7 separate regions of the Mus musculus genome follow, and regions 2, 3, 4, 5, 6 and 7 are each linked to region 1. Evidence: chromatin loops called from intact Hi-C (ENCODE). Cell type or tissue: left cerebral cortex. All regions are shown on one strand.

Region 1 (4,000 bases):
TTTATTGATGAATTTCACATGCCACACCCCAATCCCACTCATTTCCATGTCCCTCCATACCCACCCTCTGCCCTTGCAACCCCCTCCAAAAAAAGAAAACAATAAATAAACAAATATAAAACAAAAAGTACACATCCCACCATGGAAGCGACAGTGTGTCACACAGTGTACCCTTTGCCCAAACAGCTTTCCTGACAAATTTCCATTGCCACGAGTCATTGGTCTCCTTCGAGGCCTCTGGCTTCTGCCTCACTATCAATTCTAGATTCTCACCAGAACTCCTCTTGGCTAAGTACTTCCGGTAAATCACTTCCATATCCTTAAAGAACTGTAGGTTGCAAACATAACACATCTTAGATCTGTTAACATAACCCATTCAAGATGGCTGTAAGAGGAAAGATGAAGGAACGCCCAGGGCCAGGAAATGGCGTGGGTCTGGATGGCTGCCCTTGAGTGGCTAACAGCATCTCAATTCAGAGACAGGCTCTCACTCTTAGTGCCCAAGTACAGGTTCCTTTTAATTCAGTTCAGGACCCTACATACTCCCTGACTCAGATGCTTTGAGCTCATATTTGTCGGTATCCTTTCATGTATATGTTTATTCTTCACTTCAAGTTCAAATCAGGTACCATTATTTGCAGATGATAGGAATTTTTTATTTTGGGGTTTTCTCTACTATTTTCTTTCATTGAAGTACACTTTCATTGAAGTATAATTCATATTTTAAAACTACACATATTTAATACATGAACTCACACTCACAAAACCACCATATCCAATCAAGGTAGCAAAGATATCTATCGTTTTGTTTTCATTACTCCAAGTGGCAATGACAAATCATGTTCTGATAGCAAAGTTCTCAGGGCTGGGAGGAAGCGTCTTCCACAGAAATATGAGGACCTGTGTTTGGATCCCAGCACCCACCTAAAAGTCAGGCACGGGGTACAGATCTGTAACCTCAGAGCTGAGAGCACAAAGAGAAGTGGGACCTTGGAAGTTGTTTGCCAGCCAGCCTTGAAGAAGAGGAAGGAGGAGGAGGAGGAGGAAGAAGAGGAAGCAGAAGAATAGGAGAACGAAGAGGAAGGAGGGAGGAAAGAAGGAAGGAAGGAAGGAAGGAAGGAAGGGAGGGAGGGAGGGAGGGAGGGAGGGAGGGAGGGAGGGAGGGAGGGAGGGAAGGAGGAAGAAGAAAGAAGGAAGAGAAGGAGAGGAAGATCCTAAAGCCTTCAATGCTTTGAAATGTTAGCAATATTAGAACGGATTTGTGGAGTTTGTAGGTTTATGGATTACCAGGAATCAAATTAAAAACCATTCCCACCAATCTTTAAATGGACAGAGGCAAATCTTCTAGTTTCTTCTATTCCATTACTAAAACAAAGCCTTCTCATGAGCCCTTTCCTTGATCTACTAAGTATCGGACATAATAGGAATCCTCATTCAATTCCAAGTGCTCATGAGCACTCCTTGTCCTCAAGTTTATTTTTTCCACTAATTTATTTATTCACTTTGCATCCCTATTGCAGCTCCCTTCCCTCCCAGTCCACCTCTCACAAGGCCCCTCCCCCCATTCCTGCACCCCCTTCACCTCTGAGAAGAGGGAGGTCCCCCCTGGGTACCAATCCACCCTGGCACCTCAAGTCACTGCAGGACTAGGCACATCCTCTCCTCTCCCATCGAGACCAGACAAGACAGCCCAGTTATCGGACCAGGATCTACAGATGGGCAACAGAGTCAGGGTAAGCCCCTGCTCCCCTTGTCTGGGGACACTCATGAAGACCAAGCTGCACATCTGGCACATATGTGCAGGAGCCTAGGGCCAACCTGGGAATGTTCTTTGGTTGGCGGTCCAGTCTCTGGGATCCCCAAGGGTCCATGTTAGTTGACTCTGTTGGTCTTCCTATGGAGTTCCTATCCCCTTCAGGGCCCTCAGTCCTTCCCCCAACTCTTCCACGAGACTCCCCGAACTCCATCTAATGTTTGGCTGTCTTCAGTTCACATCGATTCCTAGAAATGCTGTAGAATGCAATTCTTTGTCCAAGAAATTGGGCATGAGGGCATTTTCCCTTAAGGTATTGATGAGATTTCAATGATTTCCTATACTTGAAAAAATAATGTTCATAAACTTCACATAAATTATACTGTCCTGTATAAATACATAACTTGATACATAGCATGTATACATCTCATTATATAAAACTTAAAGATAAGGTGTTTTCCAAAGAGTCATAATATCAAAATTCAAATGTATTTTATCAAACTTCAAGTCTGAGCTATGTCACTGGAATATTTCAGACTTCTCCACAAGAGGGCGCTGCTCTCCAAGCTATTGTGTGGCCAAGCCTGCTTAGGTATTTATTTCGAGCATTTCACCTGGTGTCACTCACATTAGCACGTGGACAGGGTGGCTCCTCAGCAGTGACTTTGAGAGTCATAAGTGAACGTAAAATGGCAATAGTTCTAGAGACATCTTAAGAACCACAGCTTCTCATTCTGTGTTCAGTGGGGCAAGGGAGGCTCGGCCCGAGGCTCGCCTATGACGTCACCCAGGCTTTCCAGCGTGAAGGATGTATGACACCCACCGCTCCCCTGTCTATTCCCAGTGTCTGTTACCCCTCTAGCCCTTGTCTTAGTCCCATAAGATGCTATAACTTATCACCGTAGACTCGGTGACTTCCCCCACCCCCTTCCCTTCTCTCTCTTTCTTCAGCTCCGCTCTTTCCGGGCCATAGATTTTTTTTTCTCTCTCTCTCTCATTACAGATGGTTGTGAGCCACCATGTGGTTGCTGGGAATTGAACTCATGAAGAGCAGTCAGTGCTCTTAACCGCTGAGCCATCTCACCAGCCCGACTGGGTGTCTTATAAACAAAAGTCATGCGTCTCATAGTTCTGGAGGCTGGCTAAAAAGCCAAGCTCAAGGTGTTTACCAACTCTGTGTCATAAAGGCACATAAACGGTTCCTTGCTCATAAACGATGCTCTGTCTGAACTCTCATGACTCATCACTAGCCAAAGGCCCCACTCCCTAATACTCTGGGGCCGAGGGTTTTACTCGGATTAATTTGTGGAAGATACAAACATGCAACCTGTAGCACTCTGGCTTCTTCCTAAGAAATGCTGTGCCATGGGGCACTGATCTTATACACATGCATCCCATTAGCTCAGGGGACGCAGAAAGTCTCCTCAGGCCTGGTGGGTAAAAAGCACCATAGAATAGGGGGAGAACTCTAAATAGTTAATTTTTCCCTGGCTCAACAGGGAAAAATGCCTGCTTCATCTTCATGGAGCCTCACTGCTACCTAGCATTGCAGCTGGGCTTCATCTAACAGAGAAGAAAAGCCACAACTTGAAAAAGCATCTGTCTGTAGATCATGAAGCTGACTTGAAGGGCCAGTCTGAGGGCAAAGCCTTCACACTTCTTTCCCATCCCATGCTCAAGGGGATCTCTGTAGCCTTACTGAGAGAGCTGAGGTGCACATGGCCCAGTCTCAGCCCAAAGTCCCTTGTTATTGTTTGGCTTTTGTTGGGCTTTGTTTTGCTTTTTTGTGTATTGCTGGGTGTCTGGGTCCCTGTTCTATTGCTGTAAAGAGACAACATGTCCTTGGCAACTCTTATGAAAGAAAGCATTTAGTTGAGGGCTTGCTTACAGTTTCAGAGGATTCGTCCGTTATATTTATCATGGCAGGCATGGTGCTAGAGAAGTAGCTACATCCTGGTCTGCAGGCAGAGAAAGGGGGGGGGGGGGCTGAGTCTAGCATGGCCTCTCCATGACACACTTCTTCCAGTGAGGCCACACCTCCTAATCCTTCTAATCCTTTCAAAGAGTTCCACTCCCTGGTGACTCAGCATTCAAATATATGATCCCATGGGGGTCATATTATTCAAACTACCAAAATGGGCATTCCCCCAGGGTCTCACATATACTAAACAATTAATCTATCAGTGAGTTTCATCCTTCTTGCATTCATATACAAAGGATCAGAATTCTGAAACCAAAATGTTTGCT
Region 2 (4,000 bases), 330 kb after region 1:
GCTGGATGTGGCTAGAACACTTGCAAGGATGTACAAAGCTCTAAGCTTGATCTTAAGAACCCCCAAAATATCATCTTTTTCTCATTTATTTCATGACTGATCTGTTAACATTATTTAATAGTATCGATTTTATGAAGAAGTGCAATTTAGGCATGTTAATACACATCGCATGCAAATCCCATTAACAAAAGAGTAAACTGGGAAGATCCATCCTGTAGGCATTCTGAAACCCCGTCTTCTACCTGGACTCTGCAAGCATTGTCCCATGCTCAGACTTTCATGCTAACTCCATTCGTTCAAAATGGAGTGCACAAGTGAGGACCCTCGGGAAAGGCTAGCCCCCCGAAGTAGACAGTATGTATTCTTTCTCAAGGAGCTCTTCTTTTCTGCATTTTGTGACTTAAAATAATGTAATCCATGTCTTCAAAGCTATACAAAAGCAGAGAGCGGCATGATGAAGCTTCCATATGGAAGTCCTCCAAATTAGCTGGACCGTGTTTCTTTGCTGGTTTCCTTCATTGAATGCTGGCCCAGCATATTTCAGAGACTCTGCCTGTCCATCATTCCTCTTCTAAAGATGTCTGCACTGTAAGGTCATTTCATACTCACTCAGAACACCAAACACCTCCCCTAGCATGAACAGCATGCGTTCAGGGTTACACATCGGCCTGCATTAGGAGACATAGGGGCAATTCCTGCATTTGGTGGCCAGTCTCTTAGGGTAGATTCAACTCTTCCTCCTCTGTCCTCTAACTTTGTGCCTTCCATGACTTCTGACTGTCATGGCTCACTTGTTAAAGAAGCCAAGTCTCACATAATACATTTTCTCCCTTGGCTCTTGGTTACCCTTTTTCTCTGGTATTTCCTAGAAACAGAACTCAGATGGAAAACAGGCCTTGGCCAGGTTCTGGTTTGGTGTAGGAATGGTGGTTCTTCACAGCGCCACTCACGAGCAGCCATATCCTGCTGTCCCACATCTGTAGGAATGTTCAAGTGTTGACCTCCTCAAGGCTGGTCAATCCCCTCCTGGCCTGGCCTCTGCACAATGGTTCGCCAGACCCATGATGGTTGGCTGTCCGTTGACTCACAGTGAGATATGGCTGAGTGTGTTTAAGTCCTGGTCTTGCATAGATGCTTTCCTCTCTTAGATCATCTCGGACCTTGAGTCGTGGAATGATGAGCTTTCCCAGCAAATGAATGACTTCGATACGGAGGACCTGACGATCGCAGAGCAGCGCCTACAGCACCATGCAGACAAAGCCCTGACCATGAATAACTTGACTTTCGATGTCATCCACCAAGGACAGGATCTTCTGCAGTATGTCAATGAGGTCCAGGCCTCTGGTAAGAAAGCCCTCCACCCTGTGACAGGTGTGGCCTTGTTGCGTCACCATGGGACTAGGACTATAAGTGCCACAGCTTCTACTAATGAGCCATTACCTGCCAACATGGATTCTTTCAAAGGAAGGGCTTTTCACTTTATTTCACAATCACGCTTAACTTTATCCTCAGGAAACTTATCCTTAAATTCTTTTGAGAATTGTTTTAAGTAGTAAGAACTTTGGAAAATTGTTATATTTGTGAGCGAAGTATAAAAACTTGTGAAAGTGTTTGTTTAGTTTCAGTGTCCAGCAGATGTCGCTGTAAACCTCAATATTAAATGTATCCAGTGATTCCCCAGCAACATCCTGCTTGCATTAGCCGCTTTACATGGAGTAAATTAAATGTTTCCTGAAGGCTGAGCCACTTGCTCATTTCTAAAAGCTGCTACCCTGTCACTAAGTCCCAGAGGGTCAGCTCAGCTGTGCACCCTTTCACGCCCTGGCCCGCTGGATATGTGTATAGAAACATCTCTGCTGGCCTGGGTCTCCCTGAACTGGGCTGCTAGTGCAGGTGGCCCCCTGTGGCGCCTTTTTCACAAGCCACACTGGGTAGTGCATTGGGCAAGAGACGCTGACCGATGGTGTGAGTTGAATACCGGTCGCCTACGACTGTTCACAGGTGTGGAGCTGCTTTGTGACAGAGATGTGGACATGGCCACTCGGGTTCAGGACCTCCTGGAGTTTCTTCATGAGAAGCAGCAGGAGTTGGATTTGGCAGCTGAGCAGCATCGGAAACACTTGGAGCAGTGTGTGCAGTTGCGCCACCTGCAGGCGGAAGTGAAGCAGGTGCGTGACACTGAGGAATGATGGGAATTCTTGACCGGTTGGCCTCGGGGAGAATTTACCATGTCCCGCTGTGTAAGGTTGTTCTTGCCCTTGGACAGCATCTCATGGTAGAAATGAAGCCCACCCCTCCGTGGATGGCCAGCTGGAGTGGAAGAGCTGCCCGCTCAGCAGCCATAGCTCTTGAGTGTGTTGTCCCTGCCTATCCTTTCCTACTTGGTGGTCCCTTGCTTAAAGCATATTACTTCCTAGGCTAAGGAAATGCATGATTTTCCCCCTAAATGTTTATTAATCTGGACATATCTGCAGACTGCAAGTCTAGGCTTTTCTTGAGTTAGCTGCATACTATATAGAATGTCACATTTAGGGCGAAGCTGAGACAAATGGATTCAATACCACTAGAGTCAAGTATAGATATCACACTGTGTCCCGTGGTGGGGATAAAGGAGCGCTCCCTGATGGAGGGTCTAGATGGAGGAGTGAGGCTGTTAGATTCTGTCCATTGCACAGAAAGCCAGCCCTGGCCTTGTTGAAGGAAGTGCCAGGAGCCTCAGCCACGGCCTGCTGTGGTGCAGACACAGGCTGTGTTCACAGAAGAGCACATGCTCCTGGCACCACAGGTGATGGGGATGGGGGCTGCTATTCTCTTGTGTAGCATTAGTGTCACTAGTATTGTACATTTAAAGGAGACACAGTGTTGTAACCTGTGAGCATTTCTTCTTCCCTCAAGAAAAACCACTTATTTAAGGACTGATGTAGTTATACACCTTACAGGCTGTCTTTGCTTAGACTGTGAAGATGGCTTTCAGAAGCCATTCTACCCCTGTAATGAGTCAGCCGTGGTGTTTACTCACCCCATGGCCCTATGACACACCAGGCTGAGATTGTGGCTGGTGTCCCACAACCTCCCGCTGGAGCCAGCCACAGCCTGTGATTACCATTGCTGAGATGAAACACCATGACTGAAAGCAGCTTGAGGAGGAAAGGGCTTGTTTCACTCAGAGTTCCATACAACAGCTCGTCATGAAAAGCAGTGAGGGCAGGAACTCGGCAGTACAGGAACATAGAAGCAGGAGCCTGTGAGAGGCCGTGGAGGGGTGCTGCTCACTGGCTTGCTCCCCAGGGCTACCTTCCCAGCGGTGGTCCCACCCACAGCGGGCTGGGCCTTCCCCATCATCATTGATTAAGACTGTCCTACAGGCTTGCCTACACCCCTGTAGTGTGTACACTTGAGTCCCTTGGTTTGGCCTCTGAGCATTGTGGAGGAATCTATTTCACACCTGGGCTATAGTGTCATTTAACACTGATCGTCCTTGGAAAGTCAGTGAAACAAAGGAGTTGCTCTGACTAAGTAAGTGGCCAGTTTACTATGGGTTAGGTGAGAGTCTGGACAGGAAGTAGCAGGACTTCCCTCAAGTGTCAGGGAACTCATTCAGTGAACAAGTTTGCTTTATAACATGGAACAGTCTTGGTCTGTGTTCTCATAGCCCGTTCCCTCCACCATCTTAAAAAAAAAAAAAAAAACAACCCAGACCTTCTGTGCCCTTGTGGCAGTGTCTGTGGTGAGAGCCCTGTGGGGATTGTAGGCTCTGTTGGTAAGATTGTAAGGAAGTCAGGGCTGTCTCCTTACCAGGACCTCTAGGCCAGCTCTCCTCAACCTTCCTGATCTCTTTAATAGAGTTCCCCATGTTGTGGTGATTCCCCAACCGTAAAATTATTTCTATTGCTAGTTTTGTTACTATTATGAATCATAATGTAAATATCTGTTTTTCCCCTCGGTGGTTAAGTTTACCCCATGTGAAAGGGTCATTTGACCCCAAAGGGGTGGCAACCCA
Region 3 (4,000 bases), 150 kb after region 1:
CTCTGCCTTTGCCATGGCAGCCTCTTGCCTCTAATACTCTTGGTTCTTCTCAACTCCTCTAGATCTTGGATAGGTATTGCTGGGTACGGTGGTACACAACACTAATACCAGCAATCAGGAGGCAGAGTCAGGGGGAGTTTGAAGCTAGCCTGGTCTATGGAGCGAGTTATGGGATAGTCAAGACTACACAGAGAAACCCTGTCTTAAAAAACAAGAACAAAAACTAAACAAAAGGATTTTGACCTAACCATGTCCCTTCTACGGTGCTGTTCATTAAGTGGGCTTTCAGTTATAACTGGTATTTAAAACCTCCCCTCCAATGTTATGGTTGGTCCTAGCATATCTCAAGTCCCTTCCAGACTCTTCAAGAGTCAATACAAAGTAAGACTTAAATCTTCAAGTTCAGAAGATACCATAACAGGTGGGTGTGGTGGCACACGCCTTCAGCCCAGGACTCAGGAGACAGAGGCAAGTGGATCTCTGTGAGTTCAAGGTCAGCCTAGTCTATATAGTGAGCTCCAGGCCAGTCTCTTTTACTCAATGAGTTCTGGGCCAGCCAGAGAAGACGGTAGAGACCGCCAGTTTCCCCTTCCTTTGAGTAGAGAGTTTATCTACATGGTCTATTTAAAATATCACATTGTACTTTTTGTGTGTGAGCCTTGACATTTGGCCAACAGCAAATGAAATTATGACCTATTGCTTCTTTCATCACCCACTGCACAAAGGGGTTCTCTGTTCTCTTGAGTTCCTTGCCCCACCCCCACCCCCCATGCCTACTTGAACATATATTCTCTTTTGAAATCATAACTGTCTTGTTAAGTGCTGGACTTATCTTTCCAACTAAGTATCTTCATTTTAGTATTCTGTGTACAAGGTCGGACTCACCGAGCTGTTGGGTGCTCTTGACCCATTTATGACTTGCAAATGCCGTAGCAGTACATGGCAGAACTAGACGCTCTGCTTTGGTCCAACGGGTCTGCTCTCTGCTTCTGCCCTGTTTTGCTCTCATGAAAATAGTCAATAGGGAACGGACATACTCAGGCTCCTTTTCCTCTTGGCTCCTGGGTGGGTGCAGCCATTGGGAGGCACTGGCAGAGGCAGGGAAGGTAAGACATTGACTTTTCTGCTCCCCTCTTTTGCAAGCTATGAGTTGGTGGTTGCTTCCAAACTATTGCCTCCAGTGATTATAGCAGGAGCTGTTTTAGAAGCTAAATTATCAACCCCATGTTCCACAATCTCTGAGAATTTTTTTTATTATTATTTCTCTGGTTTTACGATGTTTCTCTTTTGATTTTTCAACGTTGATACACTGTCACCGCCAGCTGCATTCTCTACATAAAGCCACGGAGCTTGAGGGAAATGATTGGCTCGTGCCTTTCCTGCAGGAAAGTAGATGGACGGACTCCCGGGCTGGCTGCTGGAGGGTAGTGCTGTACATCACAGCCAAAGACAGCACCTGCCTGCCGGAGCAGAAGCCAGCTGACCCTGGGAGGACTGCACTGGTGGATGGTGAGGCTCATGATCGCACTCCTCAGTCTCATGGCGCTTGGTGTTTGCTGTCTAGTAGGAGGAACTTCAGATGGCAGAATCAAGGGCTTCAGCACTGCTCATTTCAGATCAGGATGGCCCCAGTTTATTCTTCCTGGATATTTCATATAAGTGGAGCCATGCAGTCTTTGTCCCTTGTGTTTGTCTTCTTACCCTTAGCAGAATGTTGACTTGGTCTGCCCACATGACAGAAAGTATTGGCGCTTCCTTTTTATGGATGGATAATCTCCCATCATGTGGAATGACAACTCTTTTTTTTTTTTCTTCTTTGGATGGTTAAGCATGCTTAATATATCTTTATTTTTCTCAGCCATTTAATGATGGATATTTTCTTTATTTACATTTCAAGTGTTATCCCCTTTCCCAGTCCCCCACCCCAGAACCCCCCTATCCCACCCACCCCCCTCCCATGACAACTCTTTTTTTTTTTTTTTTTTTTTTTTAAAGATTTATTTATTTATTATATTATATGTAAGTACACTGTAGCTGTCTTCAGACACTCCAGAAGAGGGCGTCAAATCTTGTTACAGATGGCTGTGAGCCACCATGTGGTTGCTGGGATTTGAACTCTGGACCTTCGGAAGAACAGTCGGGTGCTCTTACCCACTGAGCCATCTCACCAGCCCATGACAACTCTTTATACACTCATCTGATAGTACTTGGAGCATTTCCCCTTTCTGGCCCCTGTGAGTCGCATTGCTGTGGATATCTGCACACAGGCTTTTGTGTGGGCATATGCCTCCTTTCTCTTGGGTGCTTATCCACCATCGTGAGCTCATACTGTAACTCTATGTTTAACCACTGGACGAGCATCCAAAATGTTTTCTGAAGCGGCTGCTCTGTTTTACACTTCTGCCAGTAACGAGCAAGGGTTCCACTTCCTTCGTGTCTTGCCACTTGTTACTGGCTTTTTATTTTCGCCTCTCTGGTGGGTATAGAGTGAGTGGTAAGTCACTGTGGCTGGGTCTGTATTTCCCACGTGGCTCGTGTCTCCAGCATCGTTTTATGTACTTATTGACTATTTGCATAAGTCTCCCAGGTCCCCCCTCCCCTCTCCCTTTCCCCTCTATACTCCAACAGGGTCTCATTTCCCAGGCTTGCTTGGAAGCCATGATCCCAGTGCCAAAGCTTCCTTTGCCCTGCAATCGTGTGTAAACACCACCACGCTTAGTTTAAATACAGCCTTTATGCCCATAATTCCCTACCCAGGACGTTAGGAATCAGATGGACTTAATGACTTCTCTGAATTTTAAAATTTCTCAGATATGGAAAGGTAACATGGATCTCACACTCCGAGTTGTTTAACACTCCCAATAACTTTTTTTTTTTTTTTTTTTTTTTTTTTAGAAGAAGCATCTGCCCATTCCCTAATGCTGAGTCTGTGTAATTCTTTTTCTGCCTAAAATCACTTGACTCTTCTACCAGAACCCACAGCCATCATCACAGTCTCAGTAAGGACAGCTGTTAGCCAACACCTAGGAGATCGGTGTCCCGCTGCCTACATTTCTGGTTTCTCCCCTCCCCATGCACAGTGACCTCCCCAGTGTTCTCTGAAGAGAGCCTCTGCTTTGGGTCCTTTGTGTTCCTTCTCAGGTCTTCTTACTCTTGGCCAACATGCATTTCATTTTGTTACTTTCTCTTCTGGGCTGTACTGTTACCAGTGATGTGGATGGCTGCCCTGTCCCCTAGACTTCTACCCCTTCCTTTGCTGCATGGATCACTCTTCTTGTTATTATCTGGCAGACACCTTGATCTCCCCCTCCCCCAGTGGAAAGTCAGCCTATGAGGTGAGAAGTCTGGCTCATTTTGTTCACTCTGGCAGATGACATAGTAAGGACTAAGCAATTGTTTGCTGTAAAAGTCAAGTCTTCTGTAATAGCCCCAACCTGGACATGAAGGTTTATTTGTTTTTGTTTTGTTTTGTTTTGTTTTGAGACGGGGTTTCTCTGTGTAGCCTAGGACCAGGCTATCCTCAAACTCACTGAGCAATATCTGCCTGCCTCTTCCTCCTAAGTGCTGGGATCAAAGGCTTGTGCCGCCATTGCCCTGGTTGTATATGAAGTCTTTACATGGCTTTCCCTGTGCAGAAGGAACTGAGATGGCTTGGTGCGTAACCACTGTCCTCACATTAGCAAGACCCGTTCTGTACAAAAGCAACATAGATGCTTTTCTTCCTGGTAACTTTCAATGGCCTTTTCCCTTCTTTATCTGGTATTACTCTGAGCTGATGCTCTGCTAAGCCGACAGTCTTCTCTAGGAGGGATTAAGGGATACAGGTTTAAGGTGTTAGGGACTCCTGGGTGTATTTATCCCTTGCTGAGAAATTCTGAAGACCAAAAGTTGGTCAGGGACAGTGGATCTTTCTCAGTAGGATTTCAGATTCTGCAACTGTAGCAAATGTAGAAGGGGGGAAAAACACAGTATCAATTTGGAGTTTTTAAAGTTACTTGCA
Region 4 (4,000 bases), 150 kb after region 1:
GCCTATGTATCAATTTTCTGGGGTTACCACGACTGTGAAGTACTATGAACCAGGAGACTTTAACGATAGAAGTTTATCACCCCAGGCTTCTAGAGATCTCAGACTTCTTTAGTCTACAAGTCTGAATCATACTTGGGCAGGGCAAGGATCTTTCTGAAACCAATAGAAAAACCCTTGCTAGGCTCTTCGTTGATTTGTTGATTTGCCAATAGCTTTTGGCATTCTCCAAGTTTGCCCTCAGCAGGCCACCCTCTTACAAGAATATCACTTGAGCATGACCCCAAACTTGAATAATCACATCTGTCATGGCCTTATTTCTAAATAGAGTTGCATTGTAAGGTATTCAGAGTTATGAGTTTAGCATACTTTGGGGGAGGGGGGGGAGTGGGAGATATATAGCTGTACCCATATCAACTAGGATACAAGTTAAGACATAATATTTATATTAAAATACATGCAAATGAATGAGAAGAAGAAAACATTTCACCTTCGTTTAGAAGAAAAGACTTTCCAATTCAAAGACATGTTTGCTGTTCGATGGCTTCTTGCAGTCACCTCCCAGACTCTCAAGGAAGTAACTGTCTCCTGCTTTTTCACTCACCTCGAAGAGTTCCCTTGGTGGGAAAAAAAAATACGTGAGAAACATCAATAAGGGACCCATAGGAGCATGGGCCCATAGGAGAGGCTCAGTCAGCAATGCTGGCTACACAATCATGAGAGCCTGAGTTCAGATCTCTAGCACCTACATAAAAAGGGGGACGGGGCTGGAGAGATGGCTCAGTGGTTAAGAGCACTGACTACTCTTCCAGGGGTCCTGAGTTCAAATCCCAGCAACCACATGGTAACTCACAACTGTCTGTAATGAGATAGGATGCCCTCTACTGCTATGTCTGAAGACAGCTACAGTGTACTTACATACAATAATAAATAAATCTTTTTTTTTTTTTAAGCCACTTACATGGTGATTTTGTACTGCTGATCCCAGCACCGGGGAAGTGGACACAGGAGGATATCTGGAGCTTACTGGGCAGCTGGTCTGGCTGAATCAGTGACCTCCAGGTTCAGTGAGAGACTACACTGCAAATGTGTGGTGGGGGTGATAGGTCAATGAAGACAACCAACGTGGACTTCTGAACTTCATACACGTGTGTGCATAGCGCAACATACATGCACCCACACCCATATATGAACTGATTGGCCTAGTAAGGAAGAGGAGGCTGGGTGGCATACAGTTTAACACCAGACATATCAGCCATGTGACCGTGGCAGGGTCTTTATTTTCTTGTCTTACAACCAGTCATTTTCTTGCACCATATGCTCTGCTTCATAGTCTCACTGTGGCCCCTTCGTCAGTATGCTGGTGTTCCTAAAGGTTGGACTCAAAGGACAAAGAGCACACAGATGATAAATCTGCCCTTTTCTGCTTGTAGCTCATGGGGATCAGTACCCAGTTACATGAACACCAGAGTTGGGAAACACAGGTTTTTAGCGGGGCTTGATGTCCACCAAGGAGAACAGCACTGTCTCTGTGGCTGTTGCACTGTCTACCACAGCTCATGTTGTGCATTTTGTCTCCTGTCTTCAGGCCTCATATAACTCCAGGTACACAAGAAGCACACTGGCATCTGCATGCCAATTGCAAAGAATTACTTCATCTCCTAGGCAAGACGTTGAAGACGAATCTTGGAAATCATAGAACGTGGCACACGATTAAGTACCCAAATGACTGATGGGCAACTCAGAGCAGGGAGAGATCAACTTGAGTCATGTAGGAGCTTCATGAAAGCAGATGAAACTGGAGCCGGATTTTGAAGGTTGGGTAGGATCAACAGCAGCTGTCGTGAAACCCTGTTTAGATCTCCCTGCACATGCTCAGATGTCAGGGACAGCCTGCATGTGTGTACCATACTCACACAAAAATTCTCTCTCATTCCTTTCTTGGTCGGAGTACCTGAGATAGAAGAATTGGGCAGAATTTCTATTCCTAGAATAGAGATCTTTTCTTGCCAAATACACCCCAGTCATTCCCTGCCCATTCCAAGCCCCAAGGCCCGGAGCAGTAATGTGACTCCCTTGCATTTCTCTTAAGACCATCTCCCAGAACCCTGAATCTGACCCACCCAGGAACCTTCCAAAGGGAGTTAGCCTTCCCCATCTGTCACTTCCTAGGTTCAGCACCAACAAGCTGTCAGTCAGCATGAGACCATCTAATATATCCTTCTCATTCAAAACATCTTCATTTTCCCTCAACGTTTAAACTTCTCTCCACAGTTTTATATACCAGCCCAAGGTGGGAATTATTATGGGAAGGATACAAAGAAAAATGTTGGCACTGGCTTTGAATTTTAAGAGACGCTTTTAGAATCTCTGGGAGGGAGAACTGAAAAAGAGAAGTTTGTTGGATACTAAAAGCCATTCTCTTTAAGAATAGAAAGGCTACACCGAAGCTAATAGACAAAGAAGAATAAATGAAAAAATACTGGAGTTCAAAAAGGATAAATATTGTTTCATGGGGTTTGCGGGTAGAGATGGGTAGCGTTAAGTCTTAAAGTGAGCCTCTAAGAAAGCCTGTGTCAGGAGGTCTTGAGGATCTAAGACTCTGGGTTTGGGTTGGGACTGAGCACCACAGTGAGCAGCTGAGTATTTCCCCTGATGGCTGCCAGCCGACCCAAGTTCCCATGAGTGGGTAAGGCACACAGTAAGGACCAGCCTCAGCAATGCCCACAATGTAGCCTCAGCAATGTCTACAATCTGGCCTCAACAATGCCAACCATCTAGGCAGGATGTCCAGGTTACAGGAACAGATATGCCAGCATGGTTCTTCATGTTCAAGGATCGGGTACGTTATCTATATTTTTCACTCGGAAGCCTCTGGGAGCTATGTAAAGAGAGAAAGAAGTTATCGATATGAATTAAGAGAAGCATCGTCAACACACCTGAGTTGAAGAGCTGTGAGATTGTGGACTTGCTGACTTGAATTACTTTTGTAAGAGGCTGCTCATCTGATTAAAAGTAAGCTTTAAATATACTTTTTAATCTTAAAATGAGATAGACATTTACTAAGAAGTTGTGGAGAGAGCTCCCATGAACCCCAGGTCTAGTTTCTCGCTTACTATGGATTTGGTGTTATTGACTAATACCCCAACACGCTATTCAGATTTACTCAGTTTAAATCTCAGGAGTTCTTTTGAGACCCATCAAGACCACTACACTGAGCCAAATGTGGTGGCACACAACTGATTTGTTTGTACTTACACATCTAGTAAACGTACTTGGGAGGCCCATGTAAGAGAATGGAGAGTTCAAGGCCAGCTTGGGCCATGGATGGAAAACCTGTCACAGAACAAAACAACACGAGCAAACCACCACACTGCACTGAGTTCTAACACCATCCCATGGTTCTCGCAGCATTCTACAACTATCTGTTTGCCTTTTCTTATTTTTGCTGACCTTGAAAGTCTGGGAGAGTGCTGGTGAGGTAATTTATAGGAAGTGCCTCATTCATAGGATGCTGTTATCTTCATTTGGAGCTTGGAGTTTTGGAGGGGAGGCACAGGGAGGAACACTGCCACTTTTATTATATCTAGAACACAGTGTCAAGGTGACTTACTGATTCTTAAGTTCACCTTGATCAACGGGCTGGGGCAGAGTAATGGTTTCTCTGTTAGAAAGTTCCTTACCAGTTTTGTTCTCTTTGGAAGGTAGTGTGCAGCCTGTACCCTGCGAGAGGGGAGTTCTGCTCTGTCTCACTCGGGACAATCTCTACCTAAGTTACTTGTACTTCTGCCTTTGTCACTTCTACCCCATTTGCTTATTCCTTTACATCAGTATGGACTCAAAAATATTTATTTATTTTTTTTGCTTGTAATCAAACAGTGCTATGTTGTCTTTCTGAAATTGTTCTGGCTTGGGCCATGAAGAGCTCTTTCGACTGTTTCCTTTGTGTCCTGGGTAATCTTTTTCTGTGCTGCTTCCCCCCCCCCCCCTTGGGAAGTCATTT
Region 5 (4,000 bases), 430 kb after region 1:
GTGTGGACGCTAGCTCTGCTTTCTCTCCACCCACAGAAAGCTGTAGAAGTCATGTGCATCGTGCCGAAGCGCTGTAATGACATGATGAACGTCGGGCGGCTGCAGGGATTTGACGTAATGCATTGTTTATTGAGGGGCCCTCCGCTTCCCATCCCTTTCCTCTGTCCGGGGTTATTTCTATGCACATACATTCTTTCTTTCTTTCTTTCTTTCTTTCTTTCTTTCTTTCTTTCCTTCCTTCCTTCCTTCCTTCCTTCCTTTCTTTCTTTCTTTCTTTCTCTCTTTCTTTCTTTCCTTCCTTCCTTTCTTTCTTTTTTCCTTTCTCCCCTCTCACTCTCCAGTGTGACTAACTTTCTTTCCATCTTTTTTCGGGGCCTTTGATTTGCTTTGGGGAGCCTTCTTCTGCCTGCGGCCATTCGAGGTGAGGTGATCAGGGCCTTGCTTTGTCTCTGACAGCCTCTGCATCCTCTCCAGGCATCTAAAGCCACAAAAGCTAGGGATGGAGGCTCCTGCTTTCTCTCATCCCTGGGAGGCTGATTTCAGGACCACTGGGTTCTTGAGTCTAACCAACCTGTACAGGTTGCAAACTCTTTCTGTGTGCAAACTCAGACCAGAAGCTGTTCCTCCAGTTGAGAAGAAGGTGGGAGGTGCTTTAGCGTTCCTTGCCACCCGCTCACTGGAGCATTAAAGCTTAATGTCCCAAGCCTGTGTTTCTCAGACTGAAGCCCACAGTCTGAACTGTGGAGACTTCTGCTGACAAGTCGGGAGAGGGATGCTTGCTTTTTGTCAGAATCATCCCTAAAGAAGTCTGTTCTTGCCCTCTGCTTCTGAGGCCGCTGGTTTTACCCAGAGCTGACAAGACTTTTAACTTAAAGAATTGTTCTGCCTGGAGCTAGGAATTAATTCATCACAGTAAAAGAATAAGCTCTGCAGCTACTAGAAGAATGTGTCATTCTGTGGGAAGGAGCCAAAGGAAACAGATGATTGGTCACTGAGAATATAATGCCCCCCCCCTCTTCCCTCCCTCCCCTCTTCTTGTTTTAGGGTAAAATTGTTGCCCAGGGTAAACTGCTCTTACAGGACACATTCCTGGTCACAGATCAAGACGCAGGACTTCTGCCTCGATGCAAAGAGAGGCGGGTTTTCCTCTTTGAACAGATCGTCATATTCAGCGAACCACTTGATAAAAAAAAGGGCTTTTCCATGCCAGGATTTCTGTTCAAGAACAGTATCAAGGTAAATGCACGCCTGCGAGCTTCATGTGCCAGCACACATATCTGTCATGCTAAGAACTTTTGTGCTTACGGAGGCATTTCCAATGCTCGTTTTATTAAGTATTTACAAGACATTTTAGTACACTGTTGAATCTTAAAATTGCATCCTGCCTCTTTCTGCTTTCTGTACTCTGGAGCTGCTGTCTGCCACACTGTCAGACTTTATTTAATACCTATGTGACTATAGCCATTGGGTAGTATACATACCGCTGCCCTCTGGGAGACCGTGTAAAACTTAGCTTACAAGTCCAAGTCTCACCTTCAGAGTCTTGGCCTAGGGCCAAAGAAAAGAGCCAGCTAAGTGTCTCATTCTCTATTCAACAGAGGGATCCTGAGGGTTCTTCCAGTCACTGAGCGCCAGAGATGAGGCAGCTACCCTCTCTGCCCTAGGGTAGCTTGCCCTCTGGTGGCCGAAAAAGGTGAACAGACAGAAAATAGTTATATGAGTATGATCCTAAGTCTGTAAAGGAGGCAAATCAAGGGTGACAAAATGACAGAGAGGAGCCCCGAAGCCAGCAGGTGGTCCCTAGGAGATGTGTGCTTGCACCCCCAACTCCCCAAGCTCTTGCCATGTCTTCAGCTGTGCAGGAGAGTTCAGTAGGAAGATGTGTTCCTCTCTATGAGGGCCTCCTGTACAAACACTAGGGTCGTCATCACAGGTGCCGAGGAACTGCATACGCCCTTTGAGTCTGTTGGCTTCATGGTGTACTGGTGAGGCATGGCGCTCTCTCCTATGAAGCTCGCTGCTTGGACTGTCATACGGTCCAGTGGTTTCAAGTGCCTGCACCAGGGCAAGGTTGATCTGTGGGCACAGCCTTTGAGCCATGTGATCGTTTGCTCATGAGGGCCTATTGTAAAGGCTTCAGAGCCAGGCAAAAAAGAAGAGCTTCCATGGCCTGAAGTAACCCTTTGTCTCATGCCACCCTAGTGTTGGCTTCCTCCAAAGGCATGGCCGTATGCCGACCCACCCTTTAGAATTTCTGTTCACAAGTCTGTGGACAGACAGCCACCCCAGCACCTTAGAAGTTCTGTTGATGCATTATATTATGTCTCTGCTGCTTCTGTGAGGTGATTCTCTGTACTTTCATCATAACATCGGATACACTTGCATATCCGTTTTGATATTTGAGACTTTAATCTCTTTTTTAAATACATTTGCTTATTTTTATGTGCTGTGTCTGTGCTTGTGTGCCACAGAGTGTGAATGAAGTGAGGAGAATTCATGGGAATCTGTTCTCTCCCATCACAGGACCCCTGGGATCAAATTCAGGTCACTGAGCTTGGTGACAAGTGCCTTCACATGATGGGCCATCTTAATATGTGTTTACTTTGAGACAGGGCTTTTCTGTGTAGCCCTGGCTGTCCTGTAACTAAGTCTGTAGACCATACTAGCCTCAGACTCAGAGATCTGCCTGCCTCTGCCTCCCGAGTATGGGGATTATAGGCGTGTGCCACCCCTGCTTGGTGAGTTATTTTTGGAGAAGAATGAGTGCTGGCTAATTGCAGGAGAGGTTTTGAAATAATTACTAGGTAATTGTTTCAGCTATTAGTCAAGCCTTTTAACGGCCTTTGCACCTGAGACTTTAAATGGCTTTGAAATCCTTCCTGATAATGATTAAATACTCTTTACTGAAGCATTGCAGACAAAGTCTTTCTGGTTTCAGACCTTTTTGGTTTTTTAAGTTAAAAAATATTTACTATATACGTATACACACTGGCAACTTAGCAATGGTATCCAGGTATCTTTATGGGTGTACATGGTATATGCATTTGGGCACACATGCCACATTGCACATGTGGATGCGAGACAGAAAGCTCTGTGGAGTTGGTTCTCTCCTTTACATTTATGTGGGATGAAGTCAGGTTGTGCCGCAAGCCTTTTACCATGGAAACCATCTCTGCAGCCTTTGGCTCTAAGCACAAAGTGTGAGTGTGCCATGCTCACTTTACACAAATAGCCTAAAGGCACCTTATGCAGTAGTCTGTGAGCTCCTGTCTTCACGGTGGGTGGTCACTCAAGACCGAACAGGGTTTTAGGAATGCTTGACCTGTGATGGTGTCTGAGGCTAACAGAATTCAGCTAAAAAGTAGCTGTTGCCATGTCAATCAATATAGGATGAGATTCACTTCATACTTTTAATTTCTGTGGCAAAATGTATATAACATAATATCTGCCATTTTAAGTGTTTTCTAGGAACTGCTCATTGATATTAAGTACCTTTGTGTTGTGCCACTATCCTCAGACCCAGGAGTCCTTTCATCTTGCAAGAGTTAAACTCTCCACCCATTAAACACAACATCCCCACTGTCCCTTCCCAGTAACCCTTGACAATCCCATGCCTCTTTCTGCTTCCAGGATACCGTGTTTGTGGAGCTTCACATATCTATCCTTGTGAGGGAGCAAAGTTGGCATAGTTTTTCAAAAGTCTGACCATGTTGTTGCAGTGCATGTCAGAGCATCCTCCCTCTCGCATTAAAGCTGTGTACCAAAGGCCCCGCAGCAGGTGTATTCTGCCGACCAACCTCCAGTTAATTGGTGAATACTCAGGATGCCCGTGTCATAGCTGTTGTAAATAACGACTTGCTGTTTTAAAGGTGAGTTGCCTCTGCTTGGAGGAAAATGTGGAGAGCGATCCCTGTAAGTTCGCCCTGACGTCCAGGACGGGCGATGCCGTGGAGACTTTCGTTTTGCATTCATCCAGTCCAAGCGTCCGGCAAACGTGGAT
Region 6 (4,000 bases), 260 kb after region 1:
AACGTTCAGAAAATGGGCACAGCTAAATGCCCCTGATCTTGGTGGTTGCCTTCCTTGCCTGCTGCCCACCTTTTGCCCACCCTCTTCTAACCTCACCAACTTCTCTGTGCGGTCCTTGTCCATCCGCAGACCCTCTTGGTCATAGAAGTAAAAGTGTGGCTACTCCTTGGTCTCTGGGACAGAGATATGGTGAAGAATCTCAGAGGGATCTCTTCTAACTGAGTTTGTAGTGGGTGACCTCCTGTAATCCCAGCAAGAAGAAATGCCTCCAGGAGAAGACCATTGAACCCAGAACCTAAAGCCTTTTAATTCACGAGCCAAGGAAGTCTTAGGTATCTGGCCTTTCTGTACTGTAGTCCAGAACCCATGGAGTATAGCAAAAAGCTGTTTATTTTTAATTTCTAAGAAAAATTATTTTTAAACAGCTGCACACTCTGACTTCATAAGTATTCTCTAGGGCATAGACAAGAACCTGGGTGAACATTGGCTTGTTGGACGTGTCTGTTCGCGACCCTGAACAGTAGAAAAGGATTTCTCTTGTCAGACATCTTTAGGTTTGACCTATAGCTGCAGGTCACTCCATTCTCACTGGGATCCCCCAGCTTATGAGCCTTCTCATCATCTGCATTGGCTACAGGCTGTCACCAGCCTGACGCCACTGCCTTAGCTGTACCGCCATCTTTACCACGAGCGGTACTGAATTAAAGTGGTACTGAGTTACCTCGATGGATGGGGAGCTGCTGAGATTAGCTTGAATTTATTCAAGAGCTCTGGAGGCACTGGGGTGAAATTGTAGCCCTCTGGCTCGGGTATCTGCCATCTAGAAACCAGAACTGCTTCTCAGTCTGGTGGGTTGCCAGCACACAGCCATGGCGGTTCACACAGAAAAGTTGGTGCACTAGAAAGTGAAGTGGCCTGGTGACCTGAAGACCTGAGCTCTGGCTCAAGTCTGTTATTCCCTGGCTGGGTCATGCCAGAAGTCCTCTCAGGGCTTTGGTCCTTGCTGCCTGCCTCTGCCTCAGGAATGCTGGGATTAAAGGTGGCTATTGCCACCTGCCTGGCTCAGATGCTTGATTTTTTTTTTTTTTTTTTTTTTTTAGAAGGGCCACAGGGAACTTGTGTTTCATGTATGAGGCTTGGGAAAAGCTGGAAGCTTGGGCCACTGACTCTGATACTTAGTCTGAGGACTCTTTCTCCCAGATTTCTCCTCTCGGTTTCACATACCACAGTGCAGTCCTGAGCATGTAATCTAGTTTGGCCTTACACTGGGCTCTGTCCTCTCCACCAGCCAGAATAAAGTTAGAGCAGTGAATTCAACATCATGCGCTTCTCCAAGTGCACATCCCCGGATTTGATTGAATTCGGGTGCCTTGACCTAAGGGCCCTCCTGTGTTAGCTTCCTCGTTGCTGGGATTACAGTTGTGTGACAGCGTGCCCGCCTGGTGAGAGACTGTCTATCAGAATATGAGAACTGGGCCAGTGAGCACACTAGAACTCCACTTATTTAATACTCTTTACTTAGACCACATCTTTTACCAGTTGTGAACATGAAAAATAATGTTTCAGATCTTTTCCTTGTACTATTTGACAAAAATGGAAGGAAAAAAAAAAAAAAACCAGGCCTGGGGGAGCTGTCTTGTGTTTCTCTGAGAGTATGTTAGTGATGGCAGATGCAGCTCTGGTTGTAATGGGCATTCAGCCCTAGAATGGTGACCTCCCTTAGAGTATCCTAAGGCATGAGCACGAGGGAGAAAATCTTTCTCCCACGTTCCTAGGTGGGTGCTCTCCTGGTGGGCGGGCTGGGCATATTTAGGCCGCAGCTCACTCTACTTACGCATTGGCTTGTCCTAAGTTGTAGGCAGTATTCTGGCCTCTCGTAAAATTGAAAATTGTTCCCTGGCTTTCTAAGATTTTCTGTTCTTCAGTCCATGGCCTTGGCCACCTCGGAAATTGGAGTGGCAACAGGCTAGCTTAGTCATTGATGCTCTTCTTCGGGGTATAACCCAAAAAGCTTAGAAGGAGCGAGCCAGGAGGGAGCACTGGCCAGTGTGGGCTGTGCATAAGCCCCTCTGTGTGCCAGGCAAGTACTGCTATTAACCAGGCTGAGGAGACTAAGAGTAGGCATCGAGCTCCCTCTAGAGGCTTTGCTGGGCTACAACAAGCAGACTTTTCCAAAAAAAAAAAAAAAAAAAAAAAAAAAAAGCTGCCAATGCCAATGCTGCAGCCTTCTCTGGCAGTTACCTAAATTCCACAAGGTTAAAAGGAAGATTTGGCAAATGATTGGAACTGATTACATATTGTGTCTTCCGGGGACAAGCTACTATGGCTAGCATGGCTTAGAGTCTTCAGGGGCACTGTCTCTGGGCATGTGTAATGACCATTATTCAGCACTAAAATAGAAGAAAATGCTGGGGACAGTCTCGTGTGTTCACACAGGGACAGACAGGTTCCCTAATTGATTCATTGGCTATGATGACAGTTGACGTTTGGCACTGGGTAACATGGGCCTTACCTGTCAGTCAGGCAGCCTGGTGACGCTTTTCTCTCTGTCTTTCAGGGTTTCGGAAAAATGATGAAATGAAAGCTATGGATGTTTTGCCAATTCTGAAGGAAAAAGTCGCCTATCTTTCAGGTAAAGTCTGACTTTCTAACCTGCTCTACTTGACAGCGGAGTTTGATTATAAAGTCCCTCGCCTATGAAAGCATCGACATTTGATGGACCTTTAAAATCCTTTATTCGTGAAAAATTAATGCCCAAGGCATTTTTAAGGCAGCGTGAACATCCTAAGCCAGCTAGTGTTGCTGATCAAACTACATGTCTGTCACTCTGTAAACATTTGGCTGCGTTGCCGGAGCCGTTAAGTGGAACAGCTGCTTGTTAAACACCTCAGTGTCAGCAGTTGGGAGTGTGACCACAAATACACACTCAGGGGTTTTCAACCTCTATGCCTTGTCTCCCATGGCTCTTCATTCCCTCATCTTTGAGGAAAGGTTCCCGTCCTTCAGCAGGTCCTCTCCTTCTGTGCTGCCATTCCTGGGGTTCTTAGCAGCCACCTCTTCAGGTGTCTGTAAAGTCTTTGCAGTCTACTAACGGATGCTTCCTCTTAAGATGATACCTGCCTTTCATTGCTAGCCCTCCCTCCACAGAGTGGAGATTGACAGCCCAGCCCCCTGCCTGTGGGACATCTGGCCTCTCTCTGCTGCACAGCGAAGGCTGTGCTCAAACCTTTTAGCTTTCTCCCTGGGATGGATGTGAGTGAGACTGCCCTGACCCTGGGCAGTCCTGCAGGATGCTGCTGTTCCCTGGGTACCCACCCCTTGCGCTATCTATCTGAAATAAGCATGCTGTGCTGGCCCGAGGCAGGCTCCCGTGGCCTCTCAGGTTTAATTACAGCATGGTGGCCATGCTTCTGGGTGTCCTGAGGGCATGTGGTTCTGTGTGTATTTAAGATGAGGCGTCCATGGCGTCTTTGCTTGCCCTGTCTTTGCTCACTCGTTTATACTGTCTGTTGATTTTGGAGAAGTGAATCTAATTAGTAATGAATCTGCATGGCTAGAAAAGAGTATAAAATAGAAAAAGGGGCTTGAGTTGTTGGTAATACTTGGATGGATGGACAGACTGACTCACAGATTACAATCCACGGAGTTTTGAAAGTAATGTTTATTTACTCTTTTTCAACTCGTCCCTAACAGTTTGTGGAAGGGCTTGTGCCATGTGCCAGCTTTTGAACTACTGGTTTTGTACTTAAAATCAGAGTAACGGAAAGATTCTCCTTCCTAACCTAAGAGGACTCACTCGAAGTTCCGCACGTGACCTGGAATGCTGAGTCTGTGTCTGAGACGGACGCCCGCTGCCCCTCTGCTCCTGGGCACCCAGACCTCTGTTGTTCTGCTGCTCTTCCTGGAAGTGCCGGAGATGGGCATCAGACAGATGGACGGCCATGACTGCTGGGTTCTGTTTGCCTTCATCCCGTTATTAGGCAATTAATTCAGGGTTTAT
Region 7 (4,000 bases), 440 kb after region 1:
GGTGTCTCTGCTGGGCTCCCCCCACGCTGTGGCCTCCTCACTGTCCTCCAGCTATCTCCTACAGGGCAAGTGACCTGGCCCGTAACACTCCTAAAGGCATGCGTGAGTGCACAGAACTGTTCTAACGAGTGTATGTTTGATCGCTTTATAAATTTTTAAATACATTTCCCTAAAAGGGTCTGTGTCTCTCATTGTATATATATTTATACATAAAATCTAGCTTTTGCATGTCTCTTTCCTCTGGACTTCTATTAATCCCTCATTCAGACTCTTGATCTTCTTTTTGTTGTTAAGTATTTTGATTAACTCAGCCTTCCTCTTTATTTGTGGAAGAAATTAAGAAGTGGGCTTTGATTCGTTTATTTACACCTGTTTGACCACTAAGGGGTTAAGTAGGTGTCTGATGGTGGGCACTCCCGTGTCCTTGCTATGGACTCTCCATTCCGTGGGAAATGGAGAGAGCAAGGGAGCTTCCAGCTAATTGGGAAACGCTAGGTGGGAGGACAACCCCCTGACCAGTGGTCTGCTCGGTCACCAGGCCTGGTCTCAGCACTGTGATCCATACGGAATGGGCCTGCTGACATCTCCTACATCCCCGAACCTGTACACGTTTCTAGTACGCAGAGAGCAGCTTTCAGGTCTGGGTCTCCAAGTGAGTAACTGCTCTAGCACAGGAGCTGGGCCTGGCTCCACCCAGAAGAAGGCATGGTGCATCACACTGGCCAGAGTCCGTTACATCGGGGAGTGGCCTTTCTGCCTCTTACTGCTGCTCTTGTAGAAGGTAGCTTGGAAAAGGAAGTTGACAGGCTGGGTTTTAGTCAGCTTGCCTCACATCAGGGTAGGTAGGGATAGGAAATGTCCTCTGGCCCTCTTCCTGTCTCTGGCTGCAAGGGGCCATTGGAGTGCTAAGTTGCTAGCGGGTCCGCAAGGCCTCCTTCCCTGGGACCACCTCTGAGGGACTGTTCTAGATTATAGACAGGCCTCTGTGTCTGACCTCTGGGGGTATCCTTCCTCATGCTCCAGATGGTACCTTCTGCTGAATTCTGCTGAGGTCAGGGCAGGGTGCAAACAGATGGCCCCGAGCTGACTGGGTGACCCTGTCGGCTGGGCCACTGATAGACTTTCCCTCCCACCACCATGAGCACGCATTAGAGTCAGCCAGAGCCCCGCCTCCCTGTCACTGGCTGGGTGGCCTGTGCACACTTATCACCCTACTCTGGGGGGGGGGGGGGGCAGATAGATAGATGGCCATGCTCTACGAATAGCATGGAGGTTGTGGGAATTGAGGAAGGCCCATTTGAAATATCTGGTGTCCATTCAGACCAGAAGTGACAGGAGCTGTGATTGTTGCAAATCAGTCCAGTTATAGATACCGCCCACGGTGATGCCCTAACCGTGGAAGCTATGGCATAGAACAGGGTAGGATATATTTCTCGCACATTTGCCTCGGCCATCCCAAAACTGCTAGGTCCCGCCATCTAAATCAAAATACTAAGGTCCACACTGAAATTCCACAGGGAACACACATGGCACCTCTGAACTGAAGGGTCACAGGCAGGAAGTGGGCACCATGGGGGTGGGGCAGGGGGAGGGGGGAACAAGAGCAAACCGCCTCATGACCACGAGCGGCAGGCAGCTCTTCCATGTCCTCGGCAGCTCTCATGCACAGCCTGTCCATTCAACGCCCAGTAACTGGCGTGTTGGCTTCCCTTCCCACCCATGGCCTCACAGAGAAGAGCAGGTGGGTCTTGTGTCCCCTCAGCCGTCTCAGAACAGTGGTCAGCTGTCTGCTCCAGCAGGTTCTGACATACTCAATAGGCCAGGACTGCAAAGGGTGGCTGGACCAGGCGATCTCTCCCACTCAGTGATCCAGAGTACATAACAGGCCTTTGAAATGCTGACTTCCATAAATAGCTTGCAGCAACAGTGTAAACACTCACAGACATCAGGGCCTGGAAGCCACTCCCAATGAGGGACTCTGGAGAGATAGCTCTCTCTCTCGCTCACCTGTCTTCTTTCCTGGAACAGTAGGTCACCAGTCAGGTGAGACCATGGGACAGGTGACTGCCATTTGTGTTCTGTTCATTCAGTTCGTGTGCCCAGCTGGAGACCTTAAGGAACCAACTTAGTTTTACTTTTTGCAATCTTGTTGCATTGACTGAGTTACTGAACAGGCGTTGCAGGCCAACCACCCCTCAGTCACTGACCAAAGAAACTGGATGCTCTTGAGGCCTCTGGAGACAAAGGTCTCTTCCACAAAGCTTGAAGGCAGCTGTGTGACGTTCTGCCGTATGTTCCCATAACAAGAGCAACATGAAGACCCTTGAGGCAAGTTCAGTCAAGACAGCATCCGCTGAGGGACATAAAGGAGATGGAGCAGCCGTCCCTAAGAGTAGAGTGTTAGGGATCAGCCTTTCAGATGTTCCCTGTTCTTGGTTTTTGGTTAGTAGGGGTAGAAAAGGTTAGGCAAACAACAGCCTGTGACCTGGAGTGCACATCCCAATGATGGCCTTCTTAGGAAGACTTGGGGGCCACATGGCTAGCCGACAGCCTTCAAAGTTAACACGTGTTTGAATTGGAAACGCCCAACATGGCATCGGTAAGAGGACACAGGAAGATCCAACCGCACCAGGCCCCCAGGGCATCAGCACTGAGGTGGATCTTTGGGAGTTGTTTCTCAATGGCTGAGCAAGTTGTTGCACAGGGGACACTAAGCGGAAGCGAGTGTGGAGGAAGAAAGAGTGTGCCATCTCCCTGTCTGACTGCCGAGCCCTCCTGTGGGCTGGCGCCATGGCTCGAGGTGAGCAGTGGCTGCGGCTGTCACGCCTCCTCTCAGTCCCTGTCCACCCTGTTCTCTTCATCTCTCCCCTCCAGAGTGAAGGCAGCAGCAGTAGCAACATCTCCACCATGCTGGTGACACACGAGTACACGGCAGTGAAGGAGGATGAGATAAACGTCTATCAAGGAGAGGTCGTTCAAATTCTGGCCAGCAACCAGCAGAACATGTTTCTGGTGTTCCGAGCCGCCACTGACCAGTGCCCCGCAGCCGAGGGCTGGATTCCGGGCTTCGTCTTGGGCCATACGAGTGCAGTTATCATGGAGAACCCCGACGGGACTCTCAAGTGAGTGACAGCAGTGAGCAGCCCGAGGGTGGACAGCTCGGGGCATAGGAGCCGTTCCAGGAAGTACTGGAAGGCCCTGGAGGGAAGCAGCCAGTGGAGGGAAAACTGTCTGTGAGTGCATGTTTGCCTCTAAGCAAATTGTGTGACTCCCCCCAACACCCCCCCCCCAGGTGAAGGGCTAGCCTCATCCCAACAGATCCCTAATACCTTTTTTGTTCGGGTCACTAAATATCCAGGGAGCAGGACCTCTTGAGAGACACAGGATCGTCATTCACAGGCTGCAGGAAGATCTATACCAGCAGTATAGACCTTCCTTAACCTGTGGGTTAAGACCCCTTTGGAGGGTCAAATGGCCCCTTCACAGGGGTCGCCTGAGATTACCAGAAAACAGATGTTTACATCATAACACATGACTGCAAAACTGGTTATAAAGTAGTAACAGAATTAATTTTATGGACGGGAGGGGTCACCGTGTATTAAATGGCTGCAGCATTAGGAAGGTTGAGAACCACTGGTCTATGTGGTGGCGTTGCTGTGAGCTCTTTGTTACTCGAAGGCTCGTCGATGTAAGCCTGAAGTCGGCTTTACTGCATTTTGAGCATTACCTTAAAACTGAGTCCAACTGCTTTTGGAAACTCTCTCTCTTCCTGGAACCTCCCTGAAATATCAGAATAGCCACACTTCTTCAAGGACTGTCAATGCCTTTGGAAAACAGTGCTGCCCGGCCTAGCGGGCACCTGCAGGAGGCTGGTATTGGGGGGGGGGGGGATAAATGCATCCATCCATCTCTTCTTCCCTCCTTCCCTTGTCTCCGGGATAGGCAGTTAGCAGCGAGTGTATTGTTCAGGACCCCTGCTCAAAAGCCTTCAGTGTCAGCC

What was found. A loop is a pair of places that touch in the nucleus more often than their neighbours do. Peaks named below come from ENCODE experiments on the same cell type or tissue, not always from the same donor. Only the 100,000 strongest peaks of a DNase experiment are listed, where the experiment ranks them.
Region 2: a loop joins it to region 1, with 4 times the contacts of the local background. A loop is called at or near these places in 7 of 42 quality-filtered maps.
Region 3: it touches region 1 in a loop (2.8-fold over the local background); 16 of 42 quality-filtered maps call a loop at or near these places.
Region 4: it touches region 1 in a loop (4-fold over the local background); 16 of 42 quality-filtered maps call a loop at or near these places.
Region 5: a loop joins it to region 1, with 4 times the contacts of the local background. A loop is called at or near these places in 9 of 42 quality-filtered maps.
Region 6: a loop joins it to region 1, with 10 times the contacts of the local background. A loop is called at or near these places in 41 of 42 quality-filtered maps.
Region 7: a loop joins it to region 1, with 4 times the contacts of the local background. A loop is called at or near these places in 9 of 42 quality-filtered maps.

What each region holds. Positions count from the first base shown.
Region 1 is chr15:28,180,496-28,184,495 of GRCm38, reverse strand. It overlaps a transcript of Dnah5 not described here. Among named protein-coding and RNA genes, the nearest start is that of Dnah5, 21 kb to the left of the region's middle. In left cerebral cortex, a CTCF peak has its summit at 2,299 (motif pointing right); a DNase peak (open chromatin) is centred at 2,368; H3K4me3 peaks cover 585 bases; H3K27ac peaks cover 365 bases.
Region 2 is chr15:27,849,161-27,853,160 of GRCm38, reverse strand. Trio (triple functional domain (PTPRF interacting)) reads left to right here. Exons shown (of 57, transcript NM_001081302.1): 14 at 1,149-1,344; 15 at 2,002-2,168. Among named protein-coding and RNA genes, the nearest start is that of Gm29975, 140 kb to the left of the region's middle. In left cerebral cortex, CTCF peaks have their summits at 1,631 (motif pointing right) and 2,152 (motif pointing left); a DNase peak (open chromatin) is centred at 2,121.
Region 3 is chr15:28,033,272-28,037,271 of GRCm38, reverse strand. No RefSeq gene overlaps it. Among named protein-coding and RNA genes, the nearest start is that of Trio, 9.4 kb to the right of the region's middle. In left cerebral cortex, a CTCF peak has its summit at 2,293; a DNase peak (open chromatin) is centred at 2,370.
Region 4 is chr15:28,027,417-28,031,416 of GRCm38, reverse strand. No RefSeq gene overlaps it. Among named protein-coding and RNA genes, the nearest start is that of Trio, 3.6 kb to the right of the region's middle. In left cerebral cortex, no CTCF peak of the experiment used is centred here; no DNase peak of the experiment used is centred here.
Region 5 is chr15:27,749,826-27,753,825 of GRCm38, reverse strand. Trio (triple functional domain (PTPRF interacting)) reads left to right here. Exons shown (of 57, transcript NM_001081302.1): 45 at 37-114; 46 at 1,045-1,236; 47 at 3,870-4,000. Among named protein-coding and RNA genes, the nearest start is that of Otulinl, 70 kb to the right of the region's middle. In left cerebral cortex, a CTCF peak has its summit at 1,684 (motif pointing left); DNase peaks (open chromatin) are centred at 691 and 1,643; H3K27ac peaks cover 206 bases.
Region 6 is chr15:27,917,849-27,921,848 of GRCm38, reverse strand. It overlaps Trio (triple functional domain (PTPRF interacting)), which reads left to right. Exons shown (of 57, transcript NM_001081302.1): 2 at 2,558-2,632. Among named protein-coding and RNA genes, the nearest start is that of Gm29975, 75 kb to the left of the region's middle. In left cerebral cortex, a CTCF peak has its summit at 2,140 (motif pointing left); a DNase peak (open chromatin) is centred at 2,085.
Region 7 is chr15:27,743,075-27,747,074 of GRCm38, reverse strand. It overlaps Trio (triple functional domain (PTPRF interacting)), which reads left to right. Exons shown (of 57, transcript NM_001081302.1): 49 at 2,875-3,122. Among named protein-coding and RNA genes, the nearest start is that of Otulinl, 64 kb to the right of the region's middle. In left cerebral cortex, no CTCF peak of the experiment used is centred here; no DNase peak of the experiment used is centred here.